2 separate regions of the Homo sapiens genome follow, and region 1 is linked to region 2. A link is a loop called in an ENCODE intact Hi-C map of the cell type or tissue named here. Cell type or tissue: B cell. All regions are shown on one strand. Each heading gives the region's core, and the rest is flanking DNA. Links, peaks and the distances in the headings are about the cores only.

Region 1 (9,158 bases), core at 1-8,000, 320 kb after region 2:
AGGCGGAGGTTGCAGTGAGCCAAGATCACACCACTGCACTCCAGCCTGGGTGACACCAGGAGACTGTCTCAAAAAAATAATAATAACTTAGCCAGGCGCAGTGGCTCACACCTATAATCCCAGCACTGGGAGGCTGAGGCAGGCGCATCAGGAGGTCAGGAGATCGAGACCATCCTGGCTAACGTGGTGAAACCCCATCTCTACTAAAAAAAAATACAAAAAATTAGCTGGGCAGGGGCCTGTAGTCCCAGCTACTCAGGAGGCTGAGGCAGGAGAATGGCGTGAACCCGGGAGGCGGAGCTTGCAGTGAGCCGAGATTGCGCCACTGCACTCCAACCTGGGCGACAGAGCGAGACTCCATCTCAAAAAAAAAAAAAATAATAATAATAATAATAACTTAAAAAGATTGTAACTGGATTGTTTGTAACTCAATGGATAAATGCTTGAGGGTATAGGGGAAAATAAAGAACCAAAACCCCACTCTAGATTTACCCAGGAAACAGCTCCTTTAATGACTGGTTCCTCATTTTTTTCTCCCTCCCATCCAGGCCCGGAGGCTGTTTGATGTCCTGCACGAGCCCTTCTTGAAAGTACCCTGATGACCCCAGCTGCCAAGGAAACCCCCAGTGTAATAATAAATCGTCCTCCCAGGCCAGGCTCCTGCTGGCTGCGCTGGTGCAGTCTCTGGGGAGGGATTCTGGGGGTGTCACCTTCTGGTGGCCCAGGTGGGCACCTTCAGCTTTCTTTAGTTCCTCAGTTTCCCGGGGGCAGACTACACAGGCTGCTGCTGCTGCTGCTTCCGCTTCTTGTCCCGGCCTGTGGGAGCCTCCTCCCCAGACTCTGAATTCAGTGGCGGCCCTGGCATCTCCTCTTGGGGCACTGTCTCTGGCATCCGGCTTTCCTGACTCTGCTTCTTCCTCTTCTTGGTGGATCCCGGAGTTGCCCTGGCTTCAGGCTGTCCCTCCCCTGGCAGTTCAGGCTCTAGTGGCTGAATTGGCTCAGTCACTGTGTGACCTCTCTCTTTCTTCTTCTTCTTCTTCTTGGTGGATGTGGGAGCTGCCTGAGGCTCAAGGTCATCCGGCAGCTCAGGCCCCACCACCTCTGTCTCTGGCTCCACTGTGGCATCTTGCTGTTTTTCTTTCTTCGTCTTCTTTTTGGGAGCTGCCAGAGCTGCCTGGGCCTGAGGCTTCGCTCCTTCTGGCTGTTGAGGCGCCATGGTCCCCCCTGGGGACTCCAGAGGCTTCATCTCCGGCTCCACTGGCTCCATCGCCTCCGTCCCTGGCTCCATCATTGCCATCTGTCCCTTTTCTTTTTTCCTCTTCTTCGTAGGGGGCAGAGGGATGGCTTCCTCCAGTGGCTCCACCTTCACCTGTGGCTGAGACTCAACTGTCACCCCCTCCTCTGGCTCCATCCCTTCCGTCCCCTTTTGCCTCTTTCTCTTTTTGGTCGGGGACAGGACTGTGTCTTCTAGAGGCTCAGTGTTAATCTGTTCCTGCTTCACTGTCTTGTCTTCTGGCTCGAAGGTTTCTTTCCCTTTGGGCTTCTTCCTCTTCTTGGTGGTGGACGGGAACAGCACTCCCAGAGGCTCCAGTGTCTCCACTGTGGGCTCTGTCCCCACAGGCCCTGCTGCCTCTGGTTCTTTCAGCTGCTGATTTTTTTTCTTCTTCTTCTTCCGCACATCCATTTCTGGCGACCCCAAAGCCATGTCCACCTCCAGGGCCCCGTGCCCATTCACTGCCTCCTGAGTGACTGGGGCCTCTGTCACCTGCATCTCCTTTTTCTTCTTCCCTGAGGTGAGCAGGTTGGGGGCCAAGGCTGACCTAGGCCCTGTGACTGGTGGGTTGCCCCCAAAGGCACAGAACCGAGGCCTCAGGCCAGGAGGGATCTGTGGTGGGGGACTTGCTGGGATGGGCTGCAGAGGGCTCCCTGACAGGGATTGCTGGGGACCCTCAAGGATCCTTAGGGTGCCCTGGGGGGCTGAGGCACAGGTGAGTCCACCTCCTGCCTCCGTTGAGGGGGCCAGCAGGGTCGCTTCTCCAGCTTGGGGACAGCTGCTGAGGACTCGATAGCGGTGCCGCTTGCCTGCCAATTTGCCCTTGACGATCTGGGAGCCAGAGAGAGGCACATGCCGCCCATTGAAGCTACAGAGAGAAACAGGGAGGGCAGAGGCTTAAGTGGAACAGGAGAGGGAAGGTTTTTTGATTTTTTTTTTGTTTTTTTTTGAGAGAGTCTTGCTCTGTTGCCTAGGCTGGAGTGCAGTGGCATGATCTCGGCTCACTGCAATGTCCACCTCCTGGGTTCAAGCGATTCTCCTGCCTCAGCCTCTCAAGTAGCTGGGATTACAGGCACCTGCCACCACGCCCAGCCAATTTTTGTATTTTTAGTAGAGACAATTTCACTATGTTGGCCAGGCTGGTCTTGAACTCCTGACCTCAAGTGATCTGCTCGCCTCGGCCTCCCAAAGGATGGGATTACAGGCACCAGCCACTGCGCCTGGCTGGCCTCTGGTTTTTAATAAAACATGACTAGAGTGACTCCATCTTAAAGTGAGTAGCTAGGCACTTACAAGGTTCATGCTTATGGCCTGAAAATAACCACATCCCAGGCTGACCACCAATTATAATTACAGAATATTTATGGCCATACAGAACATGTTCCACCAAGCCTGCAGAATGTCCAAATGTCCTAAGAATGCAGCCCCCATTACTTAAATATAACATAAATGAGCAAGCTTAGGTTGCAGGATTAATGGTCGTGGATAACACCAATAGCCCCTACCTTTAGTGAGCTTATCTGCACACTCCAAGTTTAACTATAGTTCCTTATAGTTTCTTATAAGTAGAAATACTAACAAAGGGCTGTGGGTTTCTCCCCCTGCTTTCTGAGGACACTCTACTCTGTAAAGGAGTAGTTTCCAATAAACTTGTTTCTTTCACTGTGCTCTGTGACTCACCTCTAATTCTTTCCTGTGACAAATTCAAGAACCCGCTCTTGGGGTCTGGACCGGGACCCTCTTTTCCGTCAACAAGACCACTCACCATTCTGGGGCAAAGTCTGCAGGGGCCTGAATAAGCCACAGCTCCGTATCTGGACCCGTCAGCGCCTCCAAGGAGAAACGAGGGGACTCTGAGGCTGGGGGCTTCGCGGTAAAGTTGGGGGGACAAGAGAACCGAGCAGCATCTGCAGCAGAAGGGGAAATGGGGTCGACTGACACCTCCTTGCCGGTCCAATCTTGCAGGGCGCGCCTATCGGTCCATTGGTCTTAACCTCGTGAGCACTCCAGTCCCCTCAACCTGGTTTCTCCTTTCTGCCCACCTGTTCCCCAGGGGCGACCTCAATTTCACCGATCCAACCCCTGGGGGCGCCTTGCTCTCCACGGGTAGCCCCCCACAAGATAACCCTCTCTCCGTTCGAATTCCCGTTCGCCCACTGGGAATGCACGCTCTTCGCAAGTCCTGCTTGCAGGTACGCCTCCTTTTCCGCCCGAACCCTCTCGGACGCCCCTTTCTCCTTCCACCAACGCACCCTCCGCACCCCGTCAACCCGCACCCTCACCGCCGGCCTGGGGCTCCTCCATCCTGGGACCCACACCTCAGGCAACCCTGTAGCCCGGGCTGCTCGCACCAGGTTGCAGACCACGTGGATCCAAAGGGGTAGGGCATCATCCGGGAGCGCCCAACTGGTGCGGGAGCGCGGGGGTAGGCATTGCTCGACTCCCGATCTGCAGGAAAAACTGGGGAAAATTTCAACGTGTGCAGAGCAGAAAACCGAGGAAGAAGTCTTTTTCCGAAAAATGTATTCCCGAAAGCCGCTGATTCGCTGTATTGCTGGAGTCAGAGGCCCGTCGGGTCCCGATGGGTCGCCCCCATCGTCTGTCCAATATGGTTTGTTGCAACGCCTCCTTAAAGGGGCAGCCACACTGCTCTTCCTAAGCCTTAAAGAGACAGGACGGTCGATTGGTCTGAAATTCTTGAAGAGACAGGTAAGAATACTAGTTAGTAGGGCTGTGCTTTCTGTGTTAAATGTCTTCTGGGGAGGCCCAGATGCCTCACAAGTTCAGAACTTGACTGGGAGAAGCGGGAAAATGGAGAAATAGGGGCAATCCGTCCGGAGGGCGTGAAGTTCCAGCCAGGGGCGGGGCTTCTGGACTCCGGGGGAGCGGGAAACATAGGGGGAGGAGCTTGTGGTTCTCGAGGGCGGAGCCTCGGACCCAGGAGCCCCACACGCGTGGAGTGGTGCTGGGCACGGTGTAGCGTTTGTGGATCAAATGGGACTTGTAGATGCCCTCGGGGGTTTAGTCTCATGCGTGGGAAACCTCGATGACTTTCAGGAAGGGACCTGATCGGCGACTCCTCCCTGCCCCAGGGAGCGTGTAAACAGCGGCACGTGGACACAGATTTGGGGGACGCACCCACTTCCCTTCCCACTGGGGCCGCCCCGCGTTGGGCGGCGGTTGGAGCCGCGAGACGGTGGCTAGACAGGGTGACCCGACTGCATTCCTGGCCAGTGTGTCAGCGCCACTTCCCGCCCCCTCTGCCAAGATTTAGGATCCTACTCCAGAATTGGGGCACCCCTTCTCCCCAGGTGGGAGAGGCTTTCCAGAGCGGAGGGAGGGTCAAGGGGAAGGGGAAATGTTTCCCCTATCCAGGATCTCCAGACGGTTTCCTTCGCGTGGGCGAGAGAGACACCGGGGTGCAGCCCCTGCGGGCTCCAGGACTACAATTCCCACAGGACCCGAGGCAAAGAGTCGCCCGAGGGCGGTCGCGGAGGCTGCTGGGGGTTGTAGTCCAAACTAAGATTTTGAACTCTTGCTGGGACATCCTTTGAAGATCCAACCCGCGCTTTTTATCGACGGGGAGATTCGGGCTCAGAGACCCTGGGGGATACTGATCAGGAAAGGGGATAGTGCGCCTGAAGGGGTGGGGCAAGGGCTCAGGAGTCAGTCTCCAGCCACAGCGAGGCAGGCGTCTCGGCTCTTCTGTATCTCCCTGGCCTGGTCGCTCTCGGCTTCTGGGCCTCGCCCTTCCTGTCTGTGAAATGGACTCTGGGTGAATCCAAATGGGATCGTCTTGGGCTACGTCCTGTCCCTCCGGGACTACAAGTCCCAAGGTGCTCGAGGCGACCTTGGCTCCCCCTCCCCACCGGGACCCGCCTCCCTCCAGCCCAAGTCACGTCGTCTAACCTGTTCCCAGCTCCTGCCCCGCCCCGTTCTCCGCTCCCCAAGCCGGAGCCCGAGCTGGAGGAAGCCCCCAGGTGCCAGGATCTGCCCGGATCCGTGAGTTTCACCCTCCTGGGGACCAGAGGCCCTGAAAAAGCCCAACACCCGCGTCCCTGGGAGGATTGGGAGGGGACTCGGACGCCAGGTCCCAGGGCGGAATTTGGGGCGCGCCGACACCTGGATCCTTAGAAGGAAACTCCGTTGCCTGTTTTACTGGAGGGAAGGAAAGCGGGTTCGGATGCCTGAATTCTTGGAATGGAGGGATTCTACCCCTTCATCCCGGGGAGACGTTGGAGCTGGAATTCCTGAGTCCCTCGAACTGGGGGGCTCTAGGAAGCCGAGTCTTTGGGTAGTATAGGGGTTCGAATCCCCGAGTCTTGGTCAGAAATGAGAGGCTCAGACTGGTGGGGCTCAAGGTGGAATGGGTGACCACCCTGCCAGCCTCAAGCTGCTGTCTCGACCGATCTTCTAGGTCTCTGAGCAGAATTAAGGGTGGGGCAGGGATAGTGGAGCCTGGGTTCCTGAAGTGGAGCAGGACAGGTACCCGGGGTCCCTCCGGAGGCTGTGTCCCGGCTCTCCCCCGACTTTTCGGCTCGGGGATGGGGGCGGGGTAGGAGAGAAAACACCGAGGCAGATCTCCAACCTCCTCTGTGCCGCTGAGCGAACCCAACATGTCATTAACCTGGGCGTCAGACCTGCCTAACCAGAGAAGGGACATCCGCCCTAGGGCACCCCCTGGCGGAGGTGGGCTCCCCTATTGCCTTATGGGGTGGGAAACAGCTGGGTTTGCAGAGGTAGTTCTAGAACCCAGGGCAGAATTCCGGAAAGCGGCTATTGGATTCTGGGAGGTTTGCATAGCCGGGCATTTAACCATTACACGGAGAGGAAGGGGTAAACTGAGGCTTGGAGCTCACACAGGCAGTAGAGTTTGTAGGGTCAGGATTCTGCCTCCTCCTTCTTCTGCAGCTCTCTGGGGGACGGGATTCCATCCGCCCCCGCCAGATTTTCTGACTAACCTTCTGCCTCAGGGCTCCTTGCCCTGACCCTGAGGTGAGAAATGTCACCTCCACGCCCATCTGTCTGACCTGGGGTATTGTGGGAGATAAGGGAGGGACAGAGGCTAATTCTGGAGGTGTCTGTCTGTCCTTGAGGCGGGGGGAGGGCAGGACCAGGCACCTCCCTCTGTCTATCTCCCCGTTCTCTCCACCCCCATGCGTCCTAAGAAGGGGGATTAAAAACAGAATGGGGGAGGCGAGCATCTGATGAGAGAGGAGTGTTTCCCAATGTCTGGGCTTGAAGGGCATTTGATGATAACCTGAAATGAAATTAAAAATAATAACCGTGGTTGCCAAAACAGGGCTCTGGGTGTACCAAGCTCAGAGCTGGTAGGTAGGTAGGTAGGAAAGCTCGCATTGTCTAGAGGAATCTTGGGTGACTGAGAGGTCTCCCTTTGAATAAGGTTTGCTGACCCCAGGGAAGGACTCCTCATTACGAGTGGAGAAACGGAGGCTGGAGAGTGGATATTGCCCACACCCTGGGCTTTTGCCAGCTTCTGTCTGGAATCTTCCAGGGCTCTCCCAGCCCTCCCGTCCCTAAGTGACTGAGGGTGATCACTGGCCAGACTCAGGAATGTACAGGGGAAATTTAGGACTCTGAGAGGCAAGGGCTCAGGAAGTTGAGACCCTGGGTGTCAAAACTCAGGGCTTGTATGATCTCAGAAAGAGTTGAAAGGGCCCTTTTAGGGGAAAAAAAAATTACATTGAGTCTGGACCCCTCACTCTGTTGCCAGACCCTGTGTTATTATAATGAACAGCCAAGGACATCTGGTAATTATGAATCCTGTATGTGTGAACTTTATTTCGCGCACTGCATTGTTCTAATCACGGCTTATAAATTATGTCACTCAATCCTCATACCCCTTTGAGGCGAAGGTATTAATTCTTCCCATGGTCCACATGAGGAAACAGGCACAGAGAAGCTAAATAACAAGCCCAAGTAGAGGCTTAGAGCAAGAAAGGCCCTAGCCCATTCCATAGACGTCCACAAAGGAGGAAACCGAGTCCCAGAGACAGTGGAGCCTCTCCAGATTCAGTGTGACCCGACAGGGCTGTAGGAGTCCAGCCTGGGTGTTCCCAGCTCAGTCTGGCTCTCTGACCCGGTTCCTACTGAAGATGACTCCTCCAGGAAGTCCACAGGATCCTTAGCCCTAAAGAACCTGGCTGGGGTGCAGAGGAGGCCAGGGAAGGAGAGCCAGGGGTGGAGCGGAGAGAGGAGCCCAGGGGAGAGTACCTGCGGCTGGCCCAGAGCCCGCGGGAGAGCTCGGAGCTAGAGCTAGAGGGGAGCACATGGGAGAGGACTCGGAGGCAGAGGTCAGGGGCAGAGGCCTGGGAACAGACACACGGCCCGCGCCACCCCCGCGCCCCGCCCTTGTACCCCGCCCGGCCCAGCTCCCTTGCCCCGGGATGTACAGCACCTGCCCGGGCCCGCTGCGCATTCCCCGGGCCTGAGCTCAGGCGCAGTCCGCCCTCCTGGCGGGGGTCCGGGCGTGACCGCCCCCTGGTGGCTCCGACGTCCCCACCGCCTGTCCCCGCGACAGCCCCACACCCAGGGTTGGCATTTCCTGAGAGCCAGAGAATGTCAGTATGGAATCTGAGAATCTTGGAAATTTGGGGATCATGGCGCCGTGGCTCACGCCTGTAATCCCAATACTTTGGGAGATCGAGCCGGGGAGGATCCCATGAGGCTAGGAGTTCGAGACCAGCCTAACCACAGGCGCGAGAGAGACTAAATCTCTACCAAAAGAAAAAAAAAGAGTCACTTACAGCTGGCATTAGGGCTGCACAGACTTGCTCATTTATCTATTTTAACAGTTAACAAAGTATTGTTTGTGTATCTCTGAAATTCTAAATGCCCGAGTTTTTATTCCTGTAGTCTCTTCTTCCTGAGGCCTCAATTCTCAGAGCTCTGAATTCTTCCTGCACCTTCTGACCAGGTGGATTCTTACAGTAGTCCTATGAGGTGAACTTTCATCCCCATTTTACGGATTACGAGACTGAGGTACTGTGGTCAGGGTTGGACGGTGGTGCTGCCAGATTTGATGATTTTATTTTAATTTTTTTTAAGAAATGGGGTCTCATTGTGTTGGCCATGTTGGTCTTGAACTCCTGGCCTCAAGTGATCCTCCCCCCTCGGCCTCCCAAAGTGCAAGGATTACAGGCAGAAGCTACCATGCCCGGCCCTCAGATTTGAATTTTTGAAGTCTGACTTCTTACTCATGCTTTTACCAGCTGCACTATACCATCCATCTAGACTTCCAGAGCAGTGCAACCCTGGGTTAGGTAGAATGTGGTACAGAAAGACTCAGAATTCTGGGTTAGACAAATTGGAGAATTCTAGAATGTTCCAAAGATAGAATCTTGGACTCAGAACTTTCCAACAATAGGCTCTTTAGCTGAGGGGTTTAGGCTCTGTAGAACTTTAGTTACAGTCCTAAGGTCCTTACAGTTTGAAAGTCTGGGGCTCATAGAGATTAAAGGGGCCTTTCAGAATAGCTGATTTGGCCAGGTGTGGTGGCTCATGCCTGTAATCTCAGCACTTTGGGAGGCTGAGGCGGGAGGATTGCTTGAGCCCAGGAGTTCAAAACCAGCCTGAGCAACAAAGTGAGACCCCTGTCTCTACAAATTTTTTTTTTTTTTTTTTTTGGGACGGAGTCTCGCTCTGTCTCCGAGGCTGGAGTGCAGTGGCGCGATCTCGGCTCACTGAAAGCTCCGCCTCCCTGGTTCACACCATTCTCCTGCCTCAGCCTCCCGAGTAGCTGGGACTACAGGCGCCCGCCACCACGCCCAGCTAATTTTTTTGTATTTTTTAGTAGAGACAGGGTTTCACCGTGTTAGCCAGGATGGTCTCGAGCTCCTGACCTCGTGATCCTCCCGCCTTAGCC
Region 2 (9,165 bases), core at 651-8,650:
TTATTATTCAATGAGAGTGGCTGGGGCTATAAGGGAGATGGGGCAAGCCCTTACCTGTCACTGGGACCCAGTGAATTAGCTCTGGGCTGTTCAGAGGAACCCAAGTATCTGCTGGAACCAAACATCTGCAAAGAGGGAAAAAGAATGATTAGTGACCTCTGGGATTGCAGGAAGGATGGGCAGGAACCCTGATGGGCACCCTTCATCTTCCCTATGATGCTCCTTTGAGCACCCAGAGATCCCAAAATAAGAGTCCCTAGCCCCAACAAATTATGGGCCCAAAGACCCAAATTAAACAGCTAAACCTTGGCCAGAAGTGGTAGCTCACACCTGTAATCCCAGCATTCTGGGAGGCCGAGGCAGGCAAATCACTCGAGGTCAGGAGTTTGAGACCAGCCTGGCCAACATGGTGAAACCCCATCTCTACTAAAAATACAAAAATTAGCCGGGCGTGGTGGTGCACGACTGTAATCCCAGCTACTTGGGAGGCTGAGGCAGGAGAATCACTTGAACCTGGGAGGCGGAGGTTGCACTGAGCCAGGATTAAGCCACTGCACTCCAGCCTGGACAACAGAGTGAGACTGTGTCTCAAAAAACAAAAACAAAAACAAACCCCTAAACCTCTAAAAAGGCACTAAAACTAATACTTTAGAGTCCCAAAATGAGGACCTAAATCCTCACTTTGGAGCCCTCCCAAAGCCAGGTACAGTGGCTCACGCCTGTAATCCTAGCACTTTGGGAGGCCAAGGCAGGAGGATTGCTTGATCTCAGGAGTTTGAGACCAGCCTGGCAATATGACAAAACTCCACCTCTACAAAAAAAAAAAAAAAATTACCTGGGCATAGTGGCACATGCTTGTAGTCCCAGCTACTTGGGAGCCTGAGGTGGGGGGATGGTTTGAGCCCAGGAGGTCAAGGCTGCAGTGAGCTAAAATCGCACTACTGCACTCCAGCCTGGATGACAAAGTGAGACCTTGTCTCAAAAACAAAAAAAAAGGAGCCCTCCCAAACCTACAAACCCTAAATTCTAATACTGAGATACCCCAGACCCTCAAACTGTCAACTTCTGATCTTCAAATATGATCCTAATACTAAGATTACAGACTGCAAGCTGTAACACTATGAACCTATATCCTAAGATAAGAAATCCAGGCCCCTATGAAACAAATCTCACTTCTCCAGATTGACCTCTTAGACGTCCAAACTGTCCCTCAAATTGTGGCCCCAACCCTAAAACTGAGATCTCGAATGTGGGTCCTACTCTGAAACCCCAGACCCTAAAACTGGAGCTCCCATACTCAATGTGGGCACTCCAGGCCCTAAAACGTGCTTCTAAAGACTCAAACTGCGACTCCAGATCCTAAAGCTTCATACTCTACATTGGGATTTAGGCCCTAAATCTATACTGAGGCTTCAGTTGCCCCAAATCAGGCTCCAGACTCTCAAAATGTTACATCATAACTCAGAACTAAGACTTCCAGATCCCCAAATTGGGATCTCTGGATTCCAAGGAGAAAGCTTCCAGTCACAAAACTCAAGCTCTTCAGATTCCAGAACTAGTCACCCCTAGACACAAATCCCGAGATCCCAGATCAGAACTCGAGAGCCCGGATTCCCAACACAAACAGAGTCTTCCGTTCCTCAAACTCGAACCTGGACCCCCGGCTTCAAACCCAAACTCCGTCGCCCGTGGCCCTGCACCCAGAGCATGTTCTATTCCCCTGAGCCCCCCACCGAGGGAAGCTCCTGTGGGGATCCCGGGTTCCCCTAAGCCCAGCTAGTGCTGGGGGAGGCCCCCTGCCCCGCGCCCCATTCCCCTTGGCCTCCAGCACCCGCCTCAGGGCGTGCAAAATGGCGTGAGGCTGCCCCCGCCGTTCTGGTTTCTCCGGGCCCCACTCTAGGGAGCCCGATCAGACAGCGTCTCGCGCGGGTCCCGGGAAGCCGGCCGTGCGCGCGGGGATCCCAGACGGTCTCGGACACCACGTTCCCAACCGGGCTTGGGGTTGGGTGCGAATCCTCCCGGCGCGAGGATCCTGCGCGAGGCGTGAGGAGCAGAGCAAGAGTGCGTTCCTGAGGCCAGGCCACGCCCCTACCAGTTCCAGCCAAGATGTGCTGGGCACGAGACGACGGGGTTGAAAGGGCAGGGTGCAAGTGGCCGTGCGCACGCGCGCCTCGGGAAGGGCCCTGTCGTCTTGCACAGCGTGAGCTCGGCCTCGAGCCTTCTGACAAGGCCTTGGTCGGCGTGAGCCGCTAGGTGACCAATCAGCGCCCGCTCAGCCACCCGCCTTTTTAAGCGGTCACGCCCCTGCACGACCCGCGTGGTCCAGGGCCGTTGCATCCCAAGTAGGCTGGGTTTCCTCAACTGCCAACTCTCAGGAAGAGAGAGAGAGCGAGCTCGCCTGTGTCCCTTCTGGCCCTATGATGTCCCATTTCCACCTTTTCCCTTCAGTTCGTGATTCATGAGGGCCTCCTGTGTGCCAAGCACCAGGCTAGATGGTGGGAACTTAGCCACTGTCTTCCCAGTACAATCGAGAAGACCGTGAGAACCTCCGAGACCATGAGAATCCGGTGAGACGGGAACTCGGTTAATGCAGAGAACAATACGTTGGGAAAGGATTCAAAGAGGAGGGCCATTTGAATTGGGCCTTCTTGGGAGGACGAGGCGGGCGGATCACTTGAGGTCAGGAGTTCCAGACCAGCCTGGCCAACAATGGTGAAACCCCGTCTCGGCTAAAAATACAAAAATTAGCCGGGCATGGTGGGGCGCGCCTGTAGTCCCAACTACTCCAGAGGCTGAGGCAGGAGAATCATTTGAACCTGGGAGGTGGAGGTTGAATGAGCTGGTATCGCCACTGCACTCCAGCCTGGGCGACAGAGCAAGACTCTGTCTCAAAAAAAAAAAAAAAAAAAAAAAGGAAAAAAAAGAAAGAAAAAGAATAAAAGATTTGGGCTTTTTTTTTTTTTTTTTTTGGTAGAGACGAGGGTCTCACTTTGCTGCCTAGTTTGGTCTTAAACTCCTGGACTAAAGCCAGTCTCCCGGCTGAGATTATAAGCATGAGCCACCGCACCCAGCCTGGAAAATACGTCTTAAGGGGAGATGATCTAACGACCTAGTCAAGAGTAGAAACCCTGAAATCCAATACATTTCAGTTCAAATCGTTTTCTTGGCTGTGTTGCCAGCGACAAGAGGCTTAATCTCTTTCTGCCTTATAAATTTGGGATTGTAATTCCTACCAGGGTTGTCTGTAGGGTGTCTGGCATATAGTTCCGATGCAATAAATATTTACTGAACACATGTTTACGCTGTTCTAGGTGCTTGAACAAGGTACACAAAGATCTCTGCCCTCCTGGAGCTTCTTCTTCTTCTTCTTCTTTTTTTTTTTTTTGAGACGGAATCTCGCTCTGTCCCCCAGGCTGGAGTGCAGTGGCGCGATCTCGGCTCACTGCAAGCTCCGCCTCCTGGGTTCACGCCATTCTCTTGCCTTAGCCTCCCGAGTAGCTGGGACTACAGGCACCCGCCACCCAGCCCGGCTAATTTTTTGTATTTTTAGTAGAGATGGGGTTTCAGTGTGTTAGCCAGGATGGTCTTGATCTCCTGACCTTGTGATCAGCCCGCCTCGGCCTCCCAAAGTGCTGTGACTACAGGCGTGAGCCACCGCGCCCGGCCTTCTTTTATTTTAAGAGGCAGCAGGGTCTCATTCTGTCGCCCAGGCTGAACTGCATGGAGGGCGGTGGTGTAACACTAGCTCACTGCCTCGAACTCCTGGGCTCGAGCGATGTGGAGCTGCTATTCTATGATGTGGACTAACTCCTAATGTATGGGACTTTCCTTCCTCCTAAGGCTTAATTTTCTCATTTGTAAATCAGGAGGTAAGAAAGGAGGGGACGGGCCGGGCGCGGTGGCTCACGCCTGTAATCCCAGCACTTTGGGAGGCCGAGGCGGGTGGATCATGAGGTCAGGAGTTCAAGACCAGCCTGACCAACATGGTGAAACTCCGTTTTTACTAAAAATACAAAAACTAGCCGGGCGTGGTGGCGGGCTCCTGTAATCCCAGCTACTCAGGAGGCTCAGGCAGGAGAATCGCTTGAACCCAGGAGGCGGAGGTTGCAGTGAGCCGAAATTGCGCCACTGCACTCCAGCCTGGGTGACAGAGCAAGACTCCGTCTCAAAAAAAAAAAAAAAAAGAAGGGGATGGATGGGAAGGAGTTTGGAAAAGCACAAGGAGCTGTTAGCTATTGTGTTGATCGGCACAAATGAATCAATAAATTTGCTCTTCCCCAACTCTCCACCCCTCACCAACACCCTATTGCAATATTCTCAATTCCCTTCCCAAGGGCCTCGGGCAAAAATGGAGCCCTCCTGGCTAGACTCCATCTCCCAGCGCGCCCAGCGGGGAAGCACCCTGCGCTTGCGCTGCCAAGTCCTCCCCGGCTTTGTCTCCCGGGAGTTCGAGTCGTTCTTTTCCTCCGCCCGCCTAATTTGCTTCCTACCCCACCTCCAAGCTTGACCGTGCTGCCTTCTGGGGGATGTAGTCCGTGGCTGCCCGGACTTCAATTCCCAGCGGGCTTCGGGACGAGAACCCGGAAGGGGAGGCTGGAGAGGAGCGAGTGGGGGAAACCCGCGTAGCCGAGGGAGATGCAGCGCGCGGCGATGGTGAGAGCCCAGGCGCGGGCCGGGGGCGCTGGAGAGTCGGGACGGGGGTTCGGGACCGGGTGACGAGGGGGAAGAGGCAGGGGCGAAAGAAGGGGCTGGGTGAGGGGAGATTGCCTGGGGGAGAGGACTGGGAGGAATGGGAGCCGGAGGTAGTAGTAGAAGAATGGTGGCTTGGGGAGGGGTCTTGGAGGTGGGGTGGGAGTGGAGCTTTGGAATTGATTGTAAAGGGGCTCAGAGCTGGGGAAGTGGGCCCCGAGTTGGAGACTGGGCTGGACATCCAGGTAGAGGCCCTGAAGGGGTCGATTTCGATGGGGGCTTAACCTGCGGCGAGGGTATGAGGATCAGGGTTAGGATGAGTGAGGGGGTCTGGAAGCTCCAAGGGACAGGCGAACGGTGGACGCAATGGGTTGGGGCCTCTGGATCGGATTGGGGGCAGGAAGGCAAGTTGAGGAGGTAGGAGGGAGAAATCAGTGGTAGGATAGAGTGTGGGTTTAGGCTCCAGGACTGAGGGTGGGGTAAGGAGCGTGAAATTAGGGGCCTGGATGTAGTGATAATTTCCCTAGTCCCGCCAGAGACTCCCGGTAAGCTGGACAGGCACAGAACTGTAGGATAATACGGCCAGAAAGGGCCATCGAGACAGGCTTTCGCACCCTCACTTCCCCGGTGGAATTTAGAAGAGTGTAATGGTTTATCCCTATGAGAAGTACAGCATTCATATCCCCTATTCTTCCACCCCTTTGTGCCATGGACAAATCTGTGAGCCTCAGTGCCCTTATCTGTAGTATGGGAACAGCAAGCATGCCTCTGAGAACAGGGTTAAAGGGAGTCATTAAAATCGTTACTATTAGTGGGAGAGCTGGGCTGTGAAGTTTCAGTCTCAGAGCTGTTGGTGGGAAGTTCTCCGCCCCCGGAATGTGACTGGGTTACAGGTGCTAATGGATTTCCTCCTTTCCAGTCCAGTCCCAGAGGCGTTTTCTCAAAAGCTGGCACTGATCTGGGCACACACCCCAGCTCAGAAGCATGTAGGGGCTCCCCACTGTGGATTACAGCTAACGCTTATTGTTTTACAAAATGCCTGGCCCTGTCCTTAGCTGTTTGTACACATTAACTCATTTAATTCTGATAACACCCCTGAGGGGTAGGTGCTGTTATTTTCTCCATTTTACAGAAAGGAAGCAGAAGTACAGAGAAATTAAGCAACTTTCCCAAGGCTATCCAGCATTAATTGCTAGACTCAGGATTCCGATCTTGGCAGCCTGGCTCAGAATCTGTGCTTTCAGCACTATAATTTAGTCCTCTCTCCATACTGAAATATACAATGTGATGAGTAGAGACAGCGAACAAAGCAGTCTAGAATATTAGTTCTGCCATTTACTTGCTATATGACCTTAGGCAAGTCTTTTATTTATTTTTATTTATTTATTTAGAGACAGTCTCCCTCTGTCACCCAGGCTGGAGTGCAGTGGTATGGCTAACTGTAGCCTCTGCCTCCCGGGTTCAAGCGATTCTCCTGCCTCAGCCTCCTGAGTAGTTGGGATTACAAGCATGTGCCACCACGCCCTGGCTAATTTTTGTAGTTTTAGTAGAGACAGGGTTTCTGCATGTTGGTCAGGCTGGTCTTGAACTCCTGGCCTCAGGTGATCCACCCGCCTCGGCCTCCCAAAGTGCTGGGATTAACAGGCGTGAGCCATTGCGCCTGGCCCTATATTTATTTTTATGGTTTTTTGTTTAGTTTTGTTTTGTTTTTGAGGCGGAGTTTCGCTCTTGTTGCCCAGGCGGAGTGCAATCTTGGCTCACCGCAACCTCCGCCTCCCGGGTTCAAGCAATTCTCCGCCTCAGCCTCCCGAGTAGCTGAGATTGCAGGCATGCGCCACCACGTCTGGTTAATTTTGTATTTTTAGTAGAGACAGGTCTTGAACTCCCGACCTCAGGTGATCTGCCCGCCCCAGCGTCCCAAAGTGCTGGGATGACAGGCGTGAGCCACTGCGCGCAGCCTTTTTATTTTTTTAAAGACAGGGTCTCGCTCTGTTGCCCAGACAGGCTGGAATGCAGTGGCGCAATCATGACTCACTGCAGCCTCAACCTCCTGGGCTCAGGCGATCCTCCCACCTCAGCCTCCCAAGTAGCTGGGACTAATTTTTTATTACACACGGCTAATTTTTTATTTTTATTTTTGTAGAGACGCGGGTCTTACTTTGTTGCCCAGGCTGGTCTCAAATTCCTAGGCTTAAGGGGTCTTCCTGCTTCAACCTCCAAAAGTGTTGGGATTGCAGGCGTGAGCCACCACGCCTGGCCCTGGGCAAGGGTTCTTCTTTTGGGTTCTTCTCACCTATAAAATGGGATCAGTAACCCTAGGAAGGTGAGAAGTTTCGGGAAGATAATGCAGTATAGTGGAACTTACTTTATGAGCCCTTACTCCAATACTTATGGAAGGGCTCAGTACGTGTGAGTTGTTGTTTTTGAATGTCAGTGGGAAAGAGAAGGCAGTAGAGAGGAACCAAGAGGGAAGATGTCAGGCTGTCTCCTTTCTCTCTCATGTTGTCACCATGTCCCTGCCCTCCACCTCTGGGCTCCTAAATCCAATTACGACTTCTGGAGAGTGTGCTTACAAACTCAATCTGTGGGCTGGGCATGGTGGCTCATGCCTGTAATCCCAACACTTTGGGAGGCCATTGCGGGCAGATTGCCCGAGGCCAAGAGTTTGATCAAGACCAGCCTGGCCAACATGGCAAAACCCCATCTCTATTAGCTGGGCGTGGTGGCGGGCGCCTGTAGTCCCAGCTACTCAGGAGCCTGAGGCAGGAGAATCTCTTGAACCCAGGAGGTGGAGGTTGCAGTGAGCCAAGATTGTGCCACTGCACTCCAGCCTGGGCGACAGAGTGAGACTGTCTCAAAAAAAAAGAACAAGGAAACTCAGTGTGTCCCCATTCCCATTCCTGTCCCCGCCAAATACCCAGTCTGGCCTTACTCCAGGTGTTTCAGTGAAGAGAAAATATTTCTAACTAGGTTTTTCTTGTTGTTGTTGTTGTTAGTTTGCTTTTGTTCGTTTAACTTTTGGGTCATTAAGGCCTCATTGGGCAGTTTGACAACTTTGTAAATTCACCTTGAAACAGTTTGGTTTATTGTGAGCTTTCTGGGCTTAATTCATTGGCTGTGATAGTAAGCTTATGGTTGAAAACACTGGCTTCAGAGAGGCGCAGGGTCAAAACCCTGCTTCTGTTGCTGTGTGACCTTGGCCAAGCTGCATTCCCACTCTGGGCCTCAGTTTTCTTTTCCCTTTTTTTTTTTTTTTGAGACAGAGTCTCACTGTTGTCCAGGCTGGAGGCCAGTGGTGTGATCTTGGCTCACTGCAATCTCCGCCTCCCGGGTTCAAATGATGTCTTCTGCCTCAGCCTCCTGCGTAGCTGAGATTACAGGCTTGTGTCACCACGCCCAGCTAATTTTTGTATTTTTAGTAGAGATGAGGTTTCACCATCTTGGCCAGGCTGGTCTCGAACTCCTGACCTCAGGTGATGCACCCTCCTTGACTTCCCTAAGTGTTGGGATTACAGGCGTGAGCCACTGCTCCGACCTCTTTTTTTTTTTCTTTTTTTTTGTTTTGAACCAGGGTCTCACTTTGTTGCCCTGGCTGGCATGCAGGGGCATCATCTTGGCTCACTGCAACTTCCACCTCCCAGGATCAAGGGATCCTCCCACCTCAGCCTCCTGAGTAGCTGGGACTACAAGCGTGTGTCACCACACCTGCCTAATTTTTGTAGAGTCAGCGTTTCACCACGTTGCCCAGGCTGATCTTGAACTCCTGACCTCAAGTGATCCACCCGCCTAGGCCTCCCAAAGTGCTGGGGTTACAGGCATGAGCCCCAGTGCCCAGCCAGCCTCAGTATTCTCATGTAAAAATGGGACCACATTTAAACTCTGAGCTTCTCGTAAGGAGTTGACGTGGTAACTGATGAGGTGGCATATATAAAATGCCTGGGGTGTATTATGCTCTCAATAAGTGTGAGGTCTTTCTATGATTTTTATTCTTTCAAGAAAAGGTACTGAGGCTGGGCAAGGTGGCTCATGCTTATAATCTTGGCACTTTGGGAGGCCAAGGTGGGAGGCTGGGATTAACAGGGTGGCAGGATCAGTGGAACTCAGGAGTTTGAAATCAGCTTGGGCAACACAGGGAAAATTCATCTCTACAAACAATTTTTTTTTTTTTAGACAGTCTCGTTTTGTTGCCCAGGCTGGAGTGCAGTGGCATGATCTTGGCTCACTGCAACGTCCGCCTCTTGGGTTCAAGCAATTCTCCTGCCTCAGCCTCCCAAGTAGCTGGGATTACAGGTGTACACCTCTATGCCCTGCTAATTTTTATATTTTTAGTAGAGACGAGATTTCGTTGTGTTGGCCAGGATGGTGCCAAACTCCTGGCCTCAAGTGATCCACCCGCCTCAACCTTCCAAAGTGCTAGAATTACAGGTGTGAGCCACCGTGCCCAGCCATTTTTTTTGTTGTTGTTGTTAGATGGAG

Evidence for each region. Peaks named below come from ENCODE experiments on the same cell type or tissue, not always from the same donor. Only the 100,000 strongest peaks of a DNase experiment are listed, where the experiment ranks them.
Region 1: a loop joins it to region 2, with 11 times the contacts of the local background. A loop is called at or near these places in 2 of 110 quality-filtered maps.

Annotation. Positions count from the first base shown.
Region 1 is chr19:45,401,116-45,410,273 of GRCh38, reverse strand. PPP1R13L (protein phosphatase 1 regulatory subunit 13 like) reads left to right here and starts at 5,205. Exons shown (of 13, transcript NM_006663.4): 1 at 5,205-5,275. It overlaps POLR1G (RNA polymerase I subunit G), which reads right to left and starts at 3,630. Exons shown (of 3, transcript NM_012099.3): 1 at 3,556-3,630; 2 at 3,039-3,180; 3 at 1-2,141. The coding sequence starts at 3,577. The coding sequence ends at 773. ERCC1 (ERCC excision repair 1, endonuclease non-catalytic subunit) reads left to right here. Exons shown (of 10, transcript NM_001983.4): 10 at 549-2,940. The coding sequence ends at 599. RefSeq lists enhancers at 4,354-4,553, 4,524-5,319 and silencers at 7,479-7,568, 7,609-7,858. In B cell, for the core only: CTCF peaks have their summits at 5,974 (motif pointing left), 7,574 and 7,797 (motif pointing left); DNase peaks (open chromatin) are centred at 3,803, 4,493, 4,733, 5,933 and 1 weaker place; H3K4me3 peaks cover 3,440 bases; H3K27ac peaks cover 1,557 bases; H3K27me3 peaks cover 2,977 bases.
Region 2 is chr19:45,726,337-45,735,501 of GRCh38, reverse strand. FBXO46 (F-box protein 46) reads left to right here and starts at 4,606. Exons shown (of 2, transcript NM_001080469.2): 1 at 4,606-4,653. MEIOSIN (meiosis initiator) reads right to left here and starts at 2,063. Exons shown (of 15, transcript NM_001310124.2): 1 at 1,836-2,063; 2 at 55-125. The coding sequence starts at 125. RefSeq lists enhancers at 4,279-4,408, 4,499-4,608 and a silencer at 5,457-5,751. In B cell, for the core only: a CTCF peak has its summit at 4,868; DNase peaks (open chromatin) are centred at 3,746 and 4,531; H3K4me3 peaks cover 1,581 bases; H3K27ac peaks cover 1,767 bases.